Linked DNA regions of Homo sapiens: all the other regions are linked to region 3. A link is a contact called in ENCODE Hi-C or POLR2A ChIA-PET data. All regions are on one chromosome and are shown on one strand. The core of a region is the stretch at or near the end of the contact, and the rest is flanking DNA. Distances in the headings are between cores, read along the strand shown.

What was found. A loop is a pair of places that touch in the nucleus more often than their neighbours do. ChIA-PET counts read pairs that join two places held with the same protein, here RNA polymerase II (POLR2A). Pooled maps may share reads with other maps.
Region 1: POLR2A ChIA-PET joins it to region 3 with 11 read pairs in A549. The contact joins the promoter of LINC02735 here to the enhancer-like site in region 3. A Hi-C loop is called at or near these places in 5 of 168 maps with a recorded cell type or tissue (Caco-2, Calu3, MCF 10A and 2 more) and 7 of 50 pooled maps. POLR2A ChIA-PET finds 5 or more read pairs at or near these places in 2 of 52 experiments (A549 and MCF 10A).
Region 2: a map of MCF 10A shows a loop between it and region 3 (2.3-fold over the local background). The contact joins two enhancer-like sites. A Hi-C loop is called at or near these places in 1 of 168 maps with a recorded cell type or tissue (MCF 10A) and 1 of 50 pooled maps. POLR2A ChIA-PET finds 5 or more read pairs at or near these places in 2 of 52 experiments (A549 and SK-N-SH).

Annotation. Positions count from the first base shown.
Region 1 is chr11:56,847,107-56,850,144 of GRCh38, forward strand. It overlaps LINC02735 (long intergenic non-protein coding RNA 2735), which reads left to right and starts at 1,372. Exons shown (of 3, transcript NR_110137.1): 1 at 1,372-1,509.
Region 2 is chr11:56,904,746-56,907,573 of GRCh38, forward strand. The region is part of intron 2 of LOC105369310 (a long non-coding RNA gene); the gene reads right to left. Among named protein-coding and RNA genes, the nearest start is that of LINC02735, 58 kb to the left of the region's middle. Within about 2 kb of position 1,331, at least 3 of the 41 ENCODE cell types and tissues checked have a DNase peak (open chromatin) inside an H3K27ac peak, as active enhancers do.
Region 3 is chr11:57,071,369-57,074,259 of GRCh38, forward strand. All of the region lies in intron 6 of LOC105369309 (a long non-coding RNA gene), which reads right to left. Among named protein-coding and RNA genes, the nearest start is that of OR5AK2, 84 kb to the left of the region's middle. Within about 2 kb of position 1,388, at least 4 of the 41 ENCODE cell types and tissues checked have a DNase peak (open chromatin) inside an H3K27ac peak, as active enhancers do; they include mammary epithelial cell, where a contact is called at or near this core.

The sequences.
Region 1 (3,038 bases), core at 122-2,621, 220 kb before region 3:
CAAACCTCAAGGAGGGCCTTGCAAGTGTTAATGAGTGAATGCCATCCCCACCACAGCCAGCCTGAGTGCATGTTGGAGACCGCATGCCCCAGGTTTCCTCCCACACAGCACAGAAAGGAATGGTCAGAGTTACGCAGTGATTTACATTCACCCTCTGATCGGGAAGCCCAGAAAACATGGACTAAATCCCAATACAGTGGAGTTAGAGATAAATATCTAGGGCTGCTTTCCTCTTTATTTCATTTCCTGCTCATAGCAAAGAATCTGGTCATGGAGAGGGAAGCCTAATTCTAACAAATCTACTCTTAAACAAAACTATTTCGCAGCCCAGGGTTTTTGCAGGGACGATAATGTTTTCAGCCAGACTCTGCCCAGCAATTCCAGAATCATCAGGGATAAGCTCGCAATTCAATAAAAGGCTACAGAAGCAAACTAGGCATGGATGTCACTCCACAAGAATACACAAAGATTGATCATGGCAAGAGTGTGATGAACAAAAACAGTCCTCATATCTAGATTTACAGCCTTCTCTTCTCAGCTCCCCAGTCCAGGCAAAACATTTAGCCGTGGTCAATTTAATGCTATGCCTCCTTTTTCTGTCTCCAAAAAAGAAAGGTCAGAAGTGGGATGAACAGACCCTTGCAAGAAAATCGGAGTGGAAAATAAACCGCCCTCTCCGGGGAGCTGAAACCAGAAAATGTATGACAACTGAGCAGCTCATCAGATGGAGGGGAGAAATACCAAAAGACAAGAGAGATCAGGGAAGGTATGGGCAGAAATGAGAAGAAAAATTTTTCTAAAGTAGAAAAGTGAGTGGCTCCTGTAAGTTGCGAGTGCTAGAAAATAACAGAGGACAGGTGGAAAATAGGCACTTTGAATTTGCACTTAATAGGCTTTTGGTAAATGTAAAAAACAGTTTCTTCCTTTGAAAATGTTTTTAAAAAGCAAGATATTCACCAAAGACATATGAATGCCCATTAACAGATCAAAATGTGTTGAAACAAAATTGTGATTAAAAAGGCATCGTATTGACTCTACCAAAATGGCGAGTGGCAGCAGGGGACACACAGAGATGCTGCTGTCCCTGCAGTTCTCAATCCCAGTCCCAAGAGGTTCATTACGCTAACGGAACTTCTGTGCTGCGTGACTGCATGGCTAATTTGCAGCCGCTATCCCTCCAGCTAAAAAATGTCTAGACAGGGAGGCTCCTGACACAAATAGAGACATTAATGATTAACATGAAATTCATCTTTACATCAGTAGCAGGATAATGGAAGTTTATAGGAATAAAAGGCCCGTTGTCATTTGGCAGTTTGTGAGGATGAGCACATCATATTTTAAGGTTTAGGGTCTTTAGACACATACTCCCTTAGTATACTAAGGACCTGGAGGCAATCTTGCCAGACTTCCTCTGCAGGCATCTTTAATTTTCTTGTATCATAAATTTTTATCTTACATTCTATACAAGGGGGAATCACTGAGCTGATGAGTGAGCCTAACCATTTGCCCGTAAGTATGAGGCTTTGTTGTTTTATATTCAGTGTGAATATGATAACTCACATAACCTCTCTTATGAACCTCTCTTTTTCTCTTTTTGGGTGGGGGGGGGTGATTTTTTAAATGGCCTTGAAAAGAAAGCCAACTTCTGGTATTGGAGATGGAAGCAAAGAATAATAAAGAGTAAAAGTAATCGTTCTCAGATTGAAAACAAAAGATTTGCTGTAATGTAAAAATGGAAAATCAAATTTAGTAAAAGCTTATATCTACAAGTTGAATAAATTCAAATGCTGCTTACACAGAAATAGGAGAAAAATTTAATAGAACTATTTCAGGAGCATTGCCAACGCTGAAAAAGCTACTTGTCAAGTGAGAGATACAACAGTAGTGAAATCTGAAAAGGTGATTTACTTTTCATGCCAGGATTAGCACAGGAAAACAAATGGTTCTTAGTAGAAATGTACTTCAGGACAAAGTCAGAAACTTGGCAATACACATTCTTAAATTACACATAGTAAAATGTTCTAGTGAGCTTGTCTAATCCAAGTTTACTATTGAGTAGAAGTTTACCACTGAGTTGGTAAGAGAATTTTAAGGGCTGTTTTCCCTGCTTCATATAATCAAACAAAGAACATTGACTGACTTTCCTGATTTATCAGATATTTTTGTTTTTATGTTTTTCCTGAACTGAAAAGCCAAAGTGGCCCATTGCAGAGGAGGTTAGAAACCAAAATAAATGATCAACACAGACAGCATATATCTACAGTAGATGAAAGTGCTTTGGCACACAAATATCCCCAAGACAGATGAGCTTCTGGGTTAAAGCAGGTAAAAAGTGACTCATCTTCTTTAGGACAATGCTGAAGTCTTCATTTTAAGCTGGACTTGTTTCACCATTTAGGAAAACCCCCATGATGCCAAGAGAGAACAATAAGAACTTAGTGAGGGTATATTGACAGTATAAAAAAAGGAAAGAATAATAATGCCAGTATTTTTTCATGTATTAAAACATGTATCCCAGATAAAACATGTGTCCCAGAATTTAAAGTAAAATAAATAAATAAAATTAAATAAAAATGCTTCAACAATGCCACATGAAATAAATTTTAATAGTCTTCTTTATTTTAGTAACTTTATCCATTACTTTAGTCTTATATTTATAGAAATGTTAATGCCCAAAGAACCAACTGAAAAGTAGAGAACAGAAAGTTCTCAGAAAAAGAAATGTAACTGCAGCCCTAAACTTATGAAAAGATACTCATCCCTCTCATACAATGAAAATTAAGACTACACAGAAATAGCATTTCTCACCTATTTGGTAAAAATTCAAAAGCTTAATAATACACCAGCTTCTGGGGAAACTGTAGAGAAACAGGCACTCTCTCACATTGCTATAATGAATGTGCAGTATGTTTCAACTTCTAAGGAATGCAATTGTGTAATATCTATCAAAATTATAAATGCGAAATATCCATTGTTCTTTATCCATTGACAGATGAGTAGATAAAGAAAATGTGGTATATACGTACAACAGAATATTA
Region 2 (2,828 bases), core at 81-2,580, 170 kb before region 3:
AGCTCTTATATTTTGTATTACCCTGGTAGACTCTTTGGCTAAATCCCTGGCACCCCCCTGCCCTAAGGGACCACCTCACAGAAGAAAGTGTGTGCCTTGAAAAATGAAGATGTGCATTGTGAAATCATAAGTGGGAATATTCTTAGAAGGGATTTTGGGCAAGGAGGAGGCAGCTATGAAGAAATAAAGGAAAAGATGCAAAACAGATACTAGTGAACAGAAAGACTAGTCAGGAAAAGCCAGATGGCTCTGTTCAAGAGTGCAGGATTGCAAAATCCAGACTGCTGGAAAAAGCAGGTAGTGATATGACAGCTGGTCTTATCCCCTCTTACTTGGGCTCCAGGAAGCAGGTACACTGTCCTATGCACCACTGCAGTGCAGCACCTAGGAGAGTGCTTGGTGCATGGCGGCGGGGGGGAGCCTTCAATAAGCTTTTGTTGAAGGAAGGAATGAAAGAAAGAAAGAAAGAAAGAGTGAATGAATGAACCAGTTAACAGTGCAGGACTTCCAAGCATGGCTTCCAGGCCTGGCTCTGACAGTGCTCATTGTGAGATCTTTAGTAAATCACATTCTATCCCTGGTCCTCAGTGTTCCCATCAGTAGTACTAGGAGTTAAACTAGATCTCTACTTTTCTAGAACTTTCTAGGGTTTGGTGACTATGTACTCTGGCCTAGAAGGGAAGCAAATGTCTCTGAGCCTTCCACTAAACCAAATCCTTGCATTCAAACCGGGATCCCTTAGGAAAAACCTATGGGCACTGACTCAGAGCCTATTAGTTCTTCCCTAACACAGTGATTTTATACATATATCTCATTCTGGTTATCTGCTTCCCCAGCCCGTAGTGGCTTGGAAGTAGCCAACTAATAAAAGCATGAAGACAATGCTGGAGCCAGGCCCACAGAGAGTAGTGAGCAGTAACTACTTACAGCAAACAATAAGGAAACACAGATGGGGACTCACATTGTGTGAGCCTGACAAGTGCCAGGTTCGGAATTTGCCCCGTTAGGCTATTTTCTCAAGTAATTCTAATGATGTGAGGATATAGCACTCCTAGTTTTCAGTTGAAATTCATGTTCAGAGGGGTTAAGCATTTAAGCCAATGGACATAAACTGGTCAGTGGAGAATTCATAGCATAGCACTAAATAATGCAGGCACTAGAGCAGAGCTGCTCAATGCTGGCTATCATTTGAAGCCACCTAAAGAAGTTATTTTTTAAAGTCCTAATGCCTAAGTACCATCTCTAGATATTCTAAATTCATCCCCAGTAGAGTCTAGACATCAGTATTTTTGGAAAGTTCCCCAGGTGATTCTAACCTACAAAAATGAACCTGCCTTCTGTGAGAATTCAGGCACTCATGAGCTGAGTCACTTTGAACAAATTACTTAATGATTTTGAACCACAGTTTCTTCAACTGTAAAATGATGATAGATGATGGCTTCAACCTGATAAGGATGTTGTTAGGATTATACGCAATACTCATGTGTCATGCTCAACAAAGTGTCTGGCATACAGGAAATGCTTAATAATTGTTAATTGTTATTAATACTAGAAACAGTCTTTCCATAATCAAAATGAAGACTCAGAATCAATAAGAAAAATATTTAATCGTTGAAGTATTAAGAAGATGGAAATAAATCACATCATCACTAAGTTGCAAGGTACCTGGAATCATCTACTTTTATCTACCCTCTCTCCCATTGAGCAGTTTGAGCCTTAAGTCAATCAGATAACACAGAGTTGGATTTTGATTCATATTGGAGATGTGTCCCCCAAAATAGTTAGAATGAATAATAAGTTGTTATTTCATGTGATAGGTCACATTTGACCAGAAAATTCCTGTGGGCATTCTATTCCACCCTCTCTTCACCAGTGTAAGATAGATTAGTCTGTTTCTGGATTCACTCAGAGATACTTAGCACAGAATAAAAGCAGAGGCAGTTTCTTCTGCTATTGTGAGTTTCAGGTAATAGACCATCCCATTTTTCCTCCTCTGTTCTGAGGAGTCAGAGGAAAGGTAAGACTCATCTGCCCTGGAGGTAGCTGGCAGTTGATTCAGTGCCAGTATGTGAAATATTTCAGATCAGCCCCACCCATGCTGGCACTTTAAAAAAAAAATCACTGCTTTCCCATTGATCCTGATTTGTACACAGCTATTTCTATGTAAGTTGTGTCTCCAGAAACAATTTTGCACTAGTCGAAATGAATATAACCTTGATGACTTGTGAACTGAGTAAGAACATGGGCAATGGCTCTAAAAGCAAATCAAGTGTACTCTGCCTTTTTTTGCAGACAAAAACAGTGACTCATGAGCAAAATGAACATTGGCTTCAACTATGTGCAGGAGAGAAAACTACCTGTGGAAAGGGAAGGTGGGCGGGGAGGATGTGACAAAGAAAATTACAATATAAACAGCAACATCCCCGCCTTAGACATGCATCACAATTTTAAAGTTTAAAATTTAACTTCATGTCAATTACCTCCCCCCACCACCGCCTGGAAAAGACACCAATATGGAGATTCTTTAGAATTTTCATTCACCAACTGTGCAAAAATGTATATGTTCTGGTCTTTCCAGTGTTTGTACAATAAAAGAGCACTTCCCAAAATAAACCATGAAATGTTTGCATACATTTTGGACTACTGTGCAATACTAAAAACAAAGTGGACTCCTTGTAGCATATTTTTCATATTCATCAGTATGTGCATATAAAAAAACTAAGAGTCAAGTCTCATTATAGGGATAGTGGGACAGAACATTTGAAATTAAGATCTTCCTAGAAAATCTGGCCTATACTGATTCCATGATGACATCCTAAAACATTTTA
Region 3 (2,891 bases), core at 138-2,637:
AGGAAATCCTTTTAACTGAGATAAACTGGATAAACCTGGAAGACATTGTGTTAAGCAAAATAAGCCAGGCCCAGAAAAACAAACCCCACGTGATTTCACTTATATGTAGAAACTAAAAAAAGTTGATCTTACAGAAATAGAGAGTAGAAAGGTGGTTACCAGAGACTGAGGCAGTTATAGGGAAGATTGGTTGAAGAGGTATGGGTCAATGGATACAAACTTACAGTTAGGAGGAATAATTTCAAGAGATCTATTGTACAGCACTGTGATTATAATTAATGATAATATATTGTATTCTTGAAAAAAAGCTAAAAGAGTGGATAGTAAGTGTTCTCACCACAAATGATAACTATGTAAGGCAATACATATGTTAATCGCTATATTTAACCATTCTACAATGTTTACATACTTCAAAACATCATGTTGTATGCAATAAATACATACAATTGTATCTGTTAAGTTACAAAATAAATAAATTTGTAAAAAACAGTATCAATGACTCAGGCTGGCCATTTTACACAATCTATTTTGGTGAATTCCTAGTCCTTGAAAACACTTATTATTCCTCTTATTTACTAACTTTAATATGAGTCAACATTCTCCCTTGCTAAGGGAAGTGAGCCTTGCAAACACTTTCTGGAATTCATGTTTGTCCTAAAAGTGGAAGTGAAATCCAAATTTGGAACTTGTGTTCCAGGAATGACTGATCATTTCTACCCATCACCCCTCCCTAACCACTCCAGCCCTGTGAGGATAACACCTATGGCCTGAACATAGCCAAAATGTTGCTATCTTTTATCAGTTTGTTCAGGCTGCCATAACAAAGTACCACACACTGGGTGCTTAAACAAGAGAAATGTATCGTCTCACAGTTCTGGAGGCTGAATGTCTGAAAGCAAGGTGTTGGAGGATTGGTTCTTTCTGAGGGCTGTGAGGAAAGAACCTGGTTCAGGTCTCTCTCCTTGGCTTATAGACAACCATCTTCATGTCCACATGGTGTTTTCTCTGTATGTGTGTCAGTCTCCAAGTTTCTTTTTTATAAAGACATCAGTCACATGGCATTTAGGGCTCACCTTAAACACCTTATCTTAACTTGATTACCTCTGTAAAGACTTTACCTCCAAACAAGGTCATATTCTGAAGTACCGGGGTTTAGGACCTTAACATAAGAATTTTTCCAGGGACATAATTCAACTCATAATACTATCTGAGGTAAAGGCTGTCAACTGTTCAGAACACTAAAGAATCTTTTAGACATCTTGACCTAAGGCAAACCCAGATCAATCCTTTATTCCCTCTCTCTCTTAATGGGTGAGTCTCTGGGTGATGATCTGGGCCTGTTGTGGTATGTCAGACTTATTGGAATCACATTTTCTCCTGGCAAGAATGCCTCTTAAACCCTTCAGAAAGAAGTATGCTCTGGCTAATGAGTCATGACTGGAGAAACAGAGAGAACTGAGCTCCAACAAATTCTCAAGGATATGACTCAAATATAAGGAAGATTATAAGAAGGCCAGAAACTGTTCTTATGAAAACATCAGTTTCAAGTTTAACTACAGCTTCCCATGGCACCAAGCCTGAAATCTAAAATTTCATAATAGTAAATAATGGTGATGACTATAGCAAACATTTATTAAGCATTTAGTAAATGCCTGAAATAGGTGCTTTACATACATGATATTATTAAATCCTCACAGGCACTATATGAAGTTCATACTTTCAATTAAATCTGATATGTAAGTAAAGAGCCTAGTACAGACTCCAACACATAGTAGGTACTCAATCGAGAGCTAACATTTATCCTCATTTTACAGGTAAGAAAACTGAATATCAGAGATACCTAAGATTGTGCTGGTAGTGAGAGGTAAAGCCTATATTTGAATCTAGGCATCTTAGACTCTAAAGCTTGCGATCTTATCTACTGACTACACAACTACACCGCATCCCATTCCTATCCATGTGCCACAGAAGTCCAAGATTATATAAAGCTCCAGAACCATCCATCTTGTCCTCTGCCCTTTCTGAGTCACTGGAGCCTTTTATGTCTGCCCCATTTTGTCTCCAGACCTTGAAAATTACTTTCTCAGGATTCAAGTAAGATTTCAGAAATAGGACTCAAGACCTTCCTCTTTTTCCAGGATTCCTTCTCCCCAGATAGTTCCAGAAACTCTTTATAAGCCACAAGGAATGGTCCCAGCTGTCTTTCATGAACTCAGGTGTCCCTTGGCCACCTGTTTCCCAAGAGTTAAGTGTTTTCTGAAAGGAGATTATCCCCCAGCTCAGAGAAACCCAACTAGCTACCTCAGCTGCATCTATTCCACATTTTCCAGCAACCAGCAGTCCTGAGGGGCTGCAGACCCCAACCCAGTGATTGCTCCACATGTCCATTTACCTGAGTTCATGAATCTACAGCCAGCATGTTCCTGGGTTCCTCAGAGCTCATTTGTTTGGGGTTTCTTCAGGCTGAGAGCCATCTCAGCCAGGCTTCTTCAATCAAGAGGTCAAGAGCATACTGTGGCCTTACTCCCTCCCACCATTGCCCCCAGCAATTTCAGTCATCAACAGAAGAGACAATGTGGCCACCCTAACAAAACATGTGAAACTTTTCAGGTGCATGTTCTTTACCTTGACATCAACTGGTGAATGTGCCACGTCAAACCTCAAGATGTTCCAACAAATTAGAATCCAGTGATTAAGGAAGGGTCCTCTACTTGGTTAGTTTCCAAATCAAAAGACCTCCTTCAACTCACAATAAAATAACTATTTTATTTCCTTCATTTCTGCACCAAAGATATATAGAGTGCCCGAAGTATGCAAAGTGTTTTTACATGCATTACCTGACCCTTGTAGCAATTCTATGAATCTACTGTGTATCATTGGCCCCTTTTAAA